Linked DNA regions of Mus musculus: region 2 is linked to region 1. A link is a loop called in an ENCODE intact Hi-C map of the cell type or tissue named here. Cell type or tissue: gastrocnemius. All regions are shown on one strand. Each heading gives the region's core, and the rest is flanking DNA. Links, peaks and the distances in the headings are about the cores only. Region 1 holds the start of Gm40268 (a long non-coding RNA gene). Region 2 has its middle 32 kb from the start of Gm22845.

Region 1 (5,379 bases), core at 150-5,149:
GCTGAAGCCAGAAAAGCTAAGCTTGATTTGAAAAAGGCCAAGGGCGCCACCATCTGCGCGGTCTTGCTGTCTAGGCGCTGGAGCTGGGGGGAGCCCAGCCCCGCCCCCGAACAGGAGAGCCAGGACAGCCAGATCTCTAATTGTGGGAAAACTATACGCCCAAGGGTAGGTTCGGTTTGCCAGAGGTGAACTATTTCCCTTTCTGAGCCTGAGGGGGTGAGGGGAGGGTAGACCCCAAGGCATCCACTTCCATCCCTCTCGAGGTTTTCAAATTGCGAAGAATCTTAGTGGGTTTGGAGCTGCGATTCGGCTGGAGAACAAGCTCCAAGAGAAGAACTGGGAGTAAGGGGTTCCCAAAGAAAACAGACTAGATGGATGTAGATTGGGGAACTTTGCGAAGACTGATTGCATATTGTGAATTCCTTCTGAAAGGCAGGGACAGAGGAAAGTGTGTATGGCTTAGAGGCCCTGTGAAGGCAGATCACACTCCAAAGCAAAAGCAAAGAAACAAACAAAACCCAACAACAACAGAAAGAAGAAAGAAAGAGAAAAAAAAAGAAGGAAGGAAGAAGGAAGGAAGGAAGGAAGGAAGGAAGGAAGGAAGGAAGGAAGGAAGGAAGGAAGGAAGGAAGGAAACAGGCTGGTCTGGGAAAGCTGCTAGTGTCGGGGGTGGGGTGGAGCCTGGGAGAGGTACTCTGTTCCCTCGCGGGCCTTACAGGACGCCCGCACCCAGAGAGGCTGGGATTTCTCACAACTTAGTGTAATAGCAGCAGACTCTGTCCTTTGCAACTCACAGCTTTCCAGATTTGGGGAGTTAGGAGACTGGACTTCTGACACTGGAAAGTACGGAATTAAGTACAGAGACCGACCAACACCACGGGTCGCAGAGCTCCCTCTGCCACCTCATCCCTCTCACCCTAACAGGACCAGGTGAGAGAAGCTGACAGGTGGAAATTGAACAGAGAAATCTGTTCCTCTATCAATAAAAGAGCTTTTCTCTCGCGACCCGAGAGGGTATATCTATTCTAACGTGCCTGTAAAATAACCGTTTATTTAATAGTTTTTTAAAAAAAGAACTCCAGTGATAAATGTCCGTTACCGATGGTCAGCATAAAGTGCCAGTCGCAATACAACGCCCGGCTCCTGGCCGGCTGCTGGCTCGCGCGCAGCGTTGGAACAGAGGAGCGGAGGCCCGGTCCCCTTAGCCCCGGGCGCCTGGTTCTCAGCCGGGTTTCCGCGCCCGAAGCTGTAGGTCAGCGGGAGCACCCGGGAGTCGCGCGGAGCCAGCGGCCCCTGGGGCCGGATGGCAGAAGCAGATACAAGGATTACATTTTCGCAGGGTCCCCGGTGTAGGGATAGGGAAAGGAAGGGGGACTGGAAATTGCCAGGGCGCGCAGATCTTTTCTTTCCCCCCTCTCCGCAGTCAAGACTTTACAAGCTTATATGGTCAGGGGAGGGAGGGGGAGTAAAGAAAACGTATAAAATAACAATAGAAAAAGTAATACTTCTGTGAGAGGCGCCGCTGCGGCTCAGCGGAGTTTTCGTTGTGTGTGTGTGTGTGTGTGTGTGTGTGTGTGTGTGTGTGTGTGTGTGTATGTGTGTTGCTGTTGTTGTTGTTGGTTTTTTTTTTTTAATGCAGTTTTCCTTCCGGCGTGTGAGTTGAGTACCGCCTTTTGGCCAAGTTTTAGCCGCGTCCTAGGGGAGCCGCCCAGGCTGTAGGAGTCACGGCCCGGGCCAAGGCTCAGGAGCGCCGCAAGCGCAAAGGACCCAAGGGATTTTGTTGCTGTGGAAGGAAGATCCCGAAAGCCCCTCCCGCTGCCCGCAGAGTTGCCTTCAGCTTGGGTCCCTCTGGTAGAGAAGGCGGCAGCACGCCCCAGGTTCCTGGCGCCCCGCAGGCTCTGTTTATTTAGCATTTGATCTTGGAGGTTTTGAGCTCCTTCACTTGTGAGTGTAGCGTCTTGTGGACAGCGAGAGTCCGGGACTGGCAGAATCCTTTCCCACACTCTTGACACTTGAAAGGCTTCTCTTTGGAGTGAATATATCTAAGGGTAGAGACAGACAACATAACGCAATGTTGTTTATAAATGGCTGTCCGATATCTCACCCCCCCCTTGCTGTTAAGGTGCTTGTGGGTACAGGCAAAGCAAGCAAGATCGAGCAAAGTGCAGAGGACGTGGGTGGGAGTGGGGAGAGGAGGGAGGAGAGGGCAAAGAGACCACCAGCCTTCCTGGGAGAAGTAGCAAACACCTCCTCCTAAAGGCTGAGTCAACATTGGAGGTCATCAACAGACCAGGCTTCACACAGTTTCTAGATCTGCACTGCCCAAGAAATTCTTAAAAACTAAAAACTGCATGAAATTAACGAAAACGAAAACGTTTCTGCGTTCCTATTTCAAGTGCCCGTTCCTAAATCTCTCCGTCTTTGCAGGAACAGTTTATTGGACAGTTATTGGGCAGTTTCCGGGGGACTGAGAACCTGGCAAGGAGACCCGACCGTGTGAAGACGCGGTTTTAGGTCCTATTCATCACCGTATTTCTCTCACCCGCGTTTTAAAACCTTTCCTGAAGCGGAGGCAGGGCAAGGGAGTTCATTTATGGATTTAGAGACTCCCCCAGAGGTATGGGAATGCTTACAGCCACTGGAGACTCTTGGGAACCTAAAAGGGGAGGGGGAAGCATCAAGCCAAAGCAGCAGAAACAGATCTCTCTGGGGCCACCCGCAGTGCTGCAGTGTCGCACCTGTGGTCCCGTAGGTGGTCTTGCCTCCGGAAAGCTTTGTGGCAGATGTCACAGGTGTAAGGTCGCTCATCAGTGTGCGTCCGCTCGTGGATAAGTAGGTTATAGGACTTAGTGAAGTGGCGGCCACAGAACTTGCAAACGAATTCCTTCTTGGTCTTGGAAGGCAGGCGTCCCCTTGTTGGCTTCTTTTCTGGGGATAGCTTGGTCACGTCCAGGAGGGCGCCCAGCCCACCAGCAGGGGAGCCAGGGCCCTCCCCTCGGCCAAGCTTGGTGGGATCCTCTTGTGTGGCAGCCAAGGCCAGGTTAGCGAAATCAAAGCGAGGCTTGGTCTTAAGTGCTGCGCCGCTGCCTCCCGCGGTGATCTCTGGCTTAGGGTGAATGACGTGGGGAAACCAGGGGAAGGCTGGCAGCTGGAAGCGAGCGTCCATCAGGCTGGACACCGCACCTGGCACTTTAGAAAAAGAGGATCGAGGCAAGTGCATGGCTGGGTAGCCCAGCGTCCATTGGTGCAGATGCACCGCATGAAGAGCGCTGAAACCATACAGGTTGGGCAGGTGGTCCGAGGGCACTGTGGGCAGGCCATTCACTGCCTGAAGGAAAGAGTAATTGGTAAGCTGCAGGGATGGGTGAATGGGTACCGGTGCTGGCAAGGTTTTGCTGCCCATTTCTGTCGCTGGGAACCGCAATGATTTCAAATATCTGCAAAGACAGGAAGAGGGTGGGGACAGACCCAAAGAGATGTTTAGAGTAGGTCACCTTCCTCCAGAATTCCAGTCCAGTTCTACCCTCTCCCTCCCTTAGGACAGGCATGAGGTAAGACTCAAAGACTCCACCCATGAACCTACTGCCCCCTCAACATAGAGAATATAAGATGTAGGAGAGCTGGCTGACCAGAACTCTCCATGATGGTTAGACTCCATCCAAATGGTGTCTGGCAGAGACATACATGTTGACAGAGCAATCAGTAGGAAACTAAGTCCTTAAAGACAGATACAACCAACTTAAAACAAAAGCCTGCTGTCAGCTGTGAACGATGCAAACATGGCATGCATGCAGACACCGGATATCCACATTCAGACAAACCTGGAGCCACACAGAATTACGCTGTCCTACAACAATATCAGAACCTGAGGAAGCAAAATTACACGTTCAGACTATCTTGTTCTGAAGCAGAAATTCAACAAGAAGGTCCAGAGACAAAGAAAAGCCAGTGTTTTTATGGGACAACCCTGTACGAAATGCAGGAGGCTTCAAATATATATACCACCCAGTTCCTGAATTCTAAGCCAATGAAACCAGAAATTCCTATTTCATAGGGTAACTGGTTTGGTTTCCAGAAGCCAAAAGAATCAGGTCATCGTCTTTAAAACTCTCACTTGGACCTAAGTTTGCAAAGTACCTTAAGACTGATTGGTGAGTCCTGTGGAGTTTGTCCTCTTTGTAGCTGCTTGCTGACCGACTCCCTAACTTTTGGAGGTTTGGTCACCCTCCTTTCAAGAAAGGTACTGACAAGTATGCTTACTTCATTCGCTCTGTCACACAATCACAATTCCATAGGAGGGAATTCATGTGCTCATAGCAAAGAGGAGCCTGCTGTTCGTCTTCTTATGTAGGAAGAGAACTTTGGGCAAGGTCAATGTGTAGCACCAACACCAGGCCTCCACTGCTCCACTCTGTTTATTCTCTAACTAGAAGATCGGGGTTCTTGAATAAGATCAAAGCGCTGCCATGCCCAAGTAACCAGGGCCACCAGAACCAGCATCTTCTGGCTACTTTGGTCAAGTTCCTCAGGATGCATGGGAAATTGGGGGCGGGGGGCTCCTCTGTCCCTCCAGACATTTCTAATTTGGGTCTATAGAGTGGAAGAAGGAAAAAGGTAGGAAGGTCAAAAGCACTAGGGACCCCTAGGAAGCCTCTAAGCTTAGGCTTCACTGGCAATGCTGGGGTCATTGTCAGAGCGGGATCTTTGTAGGGTCCTTCCTTTTTCCCAGGGGCAGTATCTGGCTTCTGGTTCCTTTCAGCCACTGCCTTTCTTCCTCACATCTCTCCTCTGTCTAGAGTGTTCCCTGGTACAGGCTACTTTTCTGACTCTGTCTTCACAGCTCAGCCCCAGCAGGTCTAAACACCCTCCTTGCTAAAGGCAAGGCAGAGAGAGTGGGCTCAGTTTCTTTTTCTCTGCCTGAGGCTCTAAGATGTCTGGCTGGCCCAGAGATGCATAGTGCAAGTTTGGAGGGGAGAAACTGAGGACACTACTGAGAAAAACCTCTTTAGCAGCCAGTAGGAAGGTGGCTGGTGATACTGCTGATCCAAAGGGGTGACTAGTTGCACAAACACAAGAGCAGGCTGGCTGAAATGTGCCTGCAATTAATTTGGCCTCCCAGATAAGGAGCACAAAAATCTGTTGCGATCCAACCTGCCTAGCTAGCAGGATAGCAATCACACACCAGCCTTCTCTACTACTCAATTCACAAAACTTGGGCCAGGCAAGCGAGGGTCATGTCAGATTTCTGGGACTAAGAAAAGCAAAGTGCAGTTGGGCTTGGGCTGAAGAGGAAGTGGGAACCTCTTTGGAATGGGGAGGGAGAAAAAAAGGCCTCCAACTTCAAAGCTATGCAGGACATAGGCTAGTTGGACGCCCTTT
Region 2 (5,379 bases), core at 72-5,071, 250 kb before region 1:
TCCCTCCATGGCCTCTGCATCAGCTCCTGCTTCCTGACCTTCTTGAGTTCCAGTCCTGACTTCCTTGGTGATGAACAGCAGTATGGAAGTGTAAGCAGAATAAACTCTTTCCTCCCCAACTTGCTTCTTGGTCATGATGTTTGTGCAGGAATAGAACCCTGACTAAGACACTAGGTCATATTGCAGGTTTTTAAAAATAAGTTTTTGAGAATTTCATTTAATGTATTTCTATCATTTTTCACTCTATATTCCCTCCCTGACTCCTCCAAGATCCATTTCCACCTCCCCACCAACTCACAACTTTAGCTCTTCTTTTTATTATAAGCCAAAGGTTTCAGTTTTTACTGTTCATATACTCAAGGGTGTGGAATAGACATGTTTTTTTTAATTTTAAAAAATCTTTGGGCTGATTTTCACAGTTATTATACTATGTGGTGTTCTCACCAATAGTGTTTAAGGATTTGCCTCTCATCACATCTGTGCCAGCATTTGTTATTAGTATTCTTGGTGATTACCATGTAGACCAGAGAGAGATGGAAACTTAAAGGTCAATGACTTGTTTTGGATGCTGTGACTGGAATGATATTCATCTCTAAACCAGTTTTCAACCAATAAATTATGATTGTCAGCACTCTTTATCATCTTTTTTTTTAGCCCATCTTTGCTTTCATTTGTGATATATATGAAAAAAGCAAGACTGTTCATAAACATATATTCACAAACATTTGCAGAATCCATTCCACATCCTTTGAGTATTTGTCTCCTACTTTTGTAGAGACAATGTGTTTCATGGAAATTAAGGTAACAATTCATATCCTAAACACGAAGACATTCTTATCTTTGGATTGGATTAATTAGGAAAGAAGAGAAAGCATAATAACCACCAGTATTTATGTGGAGTATACTAATAAAATTTTATATAAGTAGAAGTGTATCAAGAACTAAGTATTTGCAGGTTTATACCAGGGGAATAGGCCATCTTGACATAGGAGAAAGTATTGTAGAAATGGTAGACTATTGACAAAAGAGTGGAGAGAAGAGTATAGCATGAGACTGGAATCAGTTGATAAAAATTCCTAAAGATATTTTGAGGAATATAAATATTTATATTCCATTGAAATGTTCTGATCAAAAAAGCTTTGAAGTAAATGGACCTACTACTGTTTTATTAGTAATATGGAGGGTTTTTTATTTATATGTCAGGAAAGGGCTATTGATGAAGTGTATAGGGCTTACCTAACAGTGTCAGGAAGAAAGGATTTGGGTCTCCTCCATACCTCAATAATATGAAGGTGTGGGAAGCCACATGTGCCGTTACAGAGTGGCACTGACTACTGCTGGCCACCACGCATAAGTTTGGACAAACAACCAATGTGTACATATGCAGTAAAGTTTTTTGCAAAGACACTGCCTGGCCCAGGCATGATAATGAGGTTCTGTAAGGTACTGAGAGTATAACCAATCAGATGTGAGACATGCAAATGAGGTATGATAATGAGGTTCTGTAAGGTACTGAGAGTATAACCAATCAGATGTGAGACATGCAAATGAGGTATGATAATGAGGTTCTGTAAGGTACTGAGAGAGAGTAGCCAATCAGATGAGAAACATGCAAATGAGGCTTAGTGCATAACCAATCCGGGTGTGAGACACGACCCTCCTAGGCCTATAAAAGCAGCACCAGTTCTGGGCTCGGGGTCTTTTCGCCTCTACAATCAAGCTGTCCCAATAAACGTGTGCAGAAGGATCCTGTTGCAGCGTCGTTCTTCCTGGCCAGTCGAGCGCGCGCAAGATGAAGGGAAAGAAGATGGCAGGTGATAGTAATATACCAACTATTAAAATCTCTGGGATAGTCATGGATAATTGAAAAGCAGATATGCTATGAAGCTTGGAGATGGAAGGAAAATGCTCATTTCAGTAGCAAAGAAATAAACTTTATAATTTTGAAATAGAAGAACATCTAGATTGCATTCTAGAGGGCTCAATCGCAAGGAGGCAGTGCTTTCAACTGTACAATGAGTATAAGTGCAGAGGATTGAAACTGTGGTTTTAGATGAAGACGGAGCCTCAAGAAAATACACACTATATGTTCAAAATGCCAAATTTTAAGAAGACAGAAAAAAGAGTCAAGTTTGGAGCCAGCTGTGTCAGCAAACAGGGATATACCAAAGCATAATCAGCATTGGATACAATCACTGAGCTAATTTGAAGCCCAACTAGACAATGAGCCTGGGTCATACAAGTCACAGAAGTGCCAGAAAGATCTCTTCCTCATGGCATGTGACTAGAGCCATGGCAAAGAAATATTTTTAAAGGTCTCTCCTGAGTTACCTGGCAGTTCTAAAATTCTCACCTAGCATGACCAATTCTGAGAACTTTGGGCAAGTGTCAGAAAACTAAGCTCTATCCCCTAGCCCCAAGAATACCTCTAACTACAGGTAGGAAAACCCAGGGTTATAACCACACAGGAGTGGAGTCTGGGCAGAGCCATATGAGACTTACTAGCATCTTAGTTACTTGCTCATTTCTGTAATAAAATAGCTTGGCAAAAGCAAATTAAGGAAGAAAAGGTTCTTTGGGTTCTAGTTCCAGAAGGATACACTCTATAGTGGTGAGGAAGACATGGACACTGGTGAGAAAGGCATTGTGGCAGAAGTGGGGATTTGTCTGATCACACTGTGTGCGCACTCTGGGAAGCAAAGCAGGAACAGGAAGTGGGGCTGGGCTTCAAACCCTCACCCTCACTCGGGCACTCACTTCCTCCAGCAAGGCTCCACCTCCTTAACATTCTTCAACCTTCCCTAACAGCGCCACCACCTGGACAACAAGTGTTTAAACAGTTGAATCAACAGGAGAGATTTCACATTCAAACCAGAGCATCCTGACAGAGCACAAACAGGGATAAGTCAGTGCTTAATTAGAAAGCCAAAAAAGAATATGAAAAATAAATTTAATACAAAACCAGAAAAAATCATATTGAAATGTGGGGAATTAAATCAAATAAAAAACAACGTACAAAGCCTCATTAATAGAGTGGATCAAGTTGAAAACAGGTCCTATAAGGTTTAAAAGGAAGGTAGATGGTAGGAACATTCAGACAGAAATAGAGTAACAAGGTAGGAGTGAATTATGCAATATATGGCAAACTAAGAGAACAACTGTACAAATCATGAGCATAAAAATACAAAATAGCAAAACTATACTCAGTAAGGTCAGAATATAAAATTCCTAAGTCAAATAATGACCTTTTGGATACAGGAGCATTTAAAATACCAATAAGGGAATACAAGAATATATATGAGAAATGATGTATTTTAAGATCTGAAAGATAGTGACTGCCAACCCACATTACTCTACCCAAAAAGCTATCTCTATTTAATGAAACAATAAAAATCACTATAATAAACACAAAATAAAAGAAGCCATGACCATTATCCAGTACTATAGAAAACACTTGAAAGAGTCCTAGGCAATGGAGTGAAAGAATGACATAAAGCACACAAAATCATTGCAAAAACGACTAAATGACAAGAGTTTGTGCATACATTGCAATAATGACTTTGAATATTGGTTGTATGAAATCTCTAATAAAAAGCTATAGACTTGAAGATAGATTAAAAACAAAATATGGTGTTTACCTAACTGTGTCATCTTTAAAAAATACAGACATCTCCAGAAAAAATAAACACAAATTTAGAGCAAAAAGAAGAAAATGATATTTCCAATAGAATGGAATTAGTAAGTAAGCTAATGCAGGGCTACCATGATCTGAAAAAGTATATTTCAAACAAAAAAAATGTCAAAAGAAATAAAGAAATCTACTTCACACTGAAAAAATCGAGAGTTTGTAACAATTCTCAACATATGCATAACAGTCATTCTATACATATACCTGCTCAACTACACAAAACAAACAATATTGAACACAAAGTCAAAAACTGATCTCATCAAAATAACAAGAAGTCACTCAGATGCTCCATTCACACAAATAAATAAATCACCGCAACAGAAACAAACATCTGAGTTAAATGTCACTATATTTTGAATGGACTTAAAGACATCTACAGCATATTCCATTCAAACACAGTAGAATTCATGTTATTCTCAGGAATTTATGGAGTTTTCTCAAATCATGACATATATGAGATGAAAAGCAAGTTTGTAAGTTTCTTCTATCTATCCCTAATAGGACAAAACTGGAAATCAGAAGTGAGAGGTAGTATAGAAAATATACAAGCTAATGGAGACTAAACACAAGACTATTAAAGGGTAAATGGATCACAGAAATCAGGAGACAAAATTTTAATGTCTATAATCTAGTTAAATAAAAGCAGGAGATATCAGAACCTATAGCATATATCAAAAGTGATTCTAAGAAGGACTTTTATAAAATGTGTAAAATTTTAAAGTTAGAGGTCAAAACTATAGGAGCCAGAATTTAATGGTATATCCTGGGGTTCCTGAAAAATAAATTTATATTGAATCCAAGATCAAATCAGAAATCACTCAAATGGAAATGAAACAAGAACTACAAAAAGTCAACAACAAGGAAACAAAAAGATGGTTCTTTGGCAAAATAAACATTTGGCAAATATTAGTCAAAATTACTACAATGGAAAGAAATATGACTCAAATTATTAAACTTGAAGAAGGTAATAGAGACATTACAGCAGATATTGATGCAACTTGGAGGTCTTTATTACAAACTTTGAAAATAAACATTCTAATACATTGAAAATTCTACAGAAAAATGCATTAATTTCTAGATGCACATGATCCACCAAAATTAAATCAAAAACATACAAACAAGTTATGCAGTTCTATAAAAGTCAATGAAATTAAAGCAGTAATAAGAAGTCTCTTGATTTAAGAGAGAGAAAGAGAGAGAGAGAGAGAGAGAGAGAGAGAGAGAGAGAGAGAGAGAGAGAGAGAGAGAGAGAGAGACCCAGGCTCAGATAGATCCAGTGCTGAATTATACTAGACTCAAAGTAAAAATAAGACCCCTGCTTCATAAAGTAAGTGTGAGGAGCAGGTGTGGCGGCAGTCCCAAAGGCGCCAGGGACTGCAGCTAAGTCATATGACTTGCACCTGACTTCCTCATATAAGACACAAACATCTTGAGTGCTGCGCAGGTGTACCAGGATACAGGTGAATCCAATTTGGTGGAGATATGCCCCTGCTGCCCTGATTAGCTGAAGCTGCGTACCTGGTAAGGTGGCGTGGCCTGCTGTGCGTGGATGGGAACTGAGAGTATAAAAGAGTGAGAGGCCCAGGGTTCGGGGGAGATATATAAACAAGGGAGAGATATAAACAAGGGAGATATAAACAAGGGAGATATAAAAACAAGGGAGATATAGAGAAAGAAGAAACAGGACTGAA

What was found. Hi-C counts contacts between places; a loop is a spot of excess contacts. Peaks named below come from ENCODE experiments on the same cell type or tissue, not always from the same donor. Only the 100,000 strongest peaks of a DNase experiment are listed, where the experiment ranks them.
Region 2: it touches region 1 in a loop (2.7-fold over the local background); 1 of 42 quality-filtered maps calls a loop at or near these places.

The regions. Positions count from the first base shown.
Region 1 is chr12:9,577,153-9,582,531 of GRCm38, reverse strand. Osr1 (odd-skipped related transcription factor 1) reads right to left here. Exons shown (of 3, transcript NM_011859.3): 2 at 2,739-3,437; 3 at 1,032-2,042. The coding sequence starts at 3,403. The coding sequence ends at 1,907. Gm40268 (a long non-coding RNA gene) reads right to left here and starts at 566. Exons shown (of 3, transcript XR_872473.1): 1 at 1-566. In gastrocnemius, for the core only: no CTCF peak of the experiment used is centred there; DNase peaks (open chromatin) are centred at 1,232, 1,798, 2,760 and 3,018; H3K4me3 peaks cover 3,743 bases; H3K27ac peaks cover 1,784 bases.
Region 2 is chr12:9,830,891-9,836,269 of GRCm38, reverse strand. No RefSeq gene overlaps it. Among named protein-coding and RNA genes, the nearest start is that of Gm22845, 32 kb to the left of the region's middle. In gastrocnemius, for the core only: a CTCF peak has its summit at 2,824 (motif pointing left); a DNase peak (open chromatin) is centred at 2,768.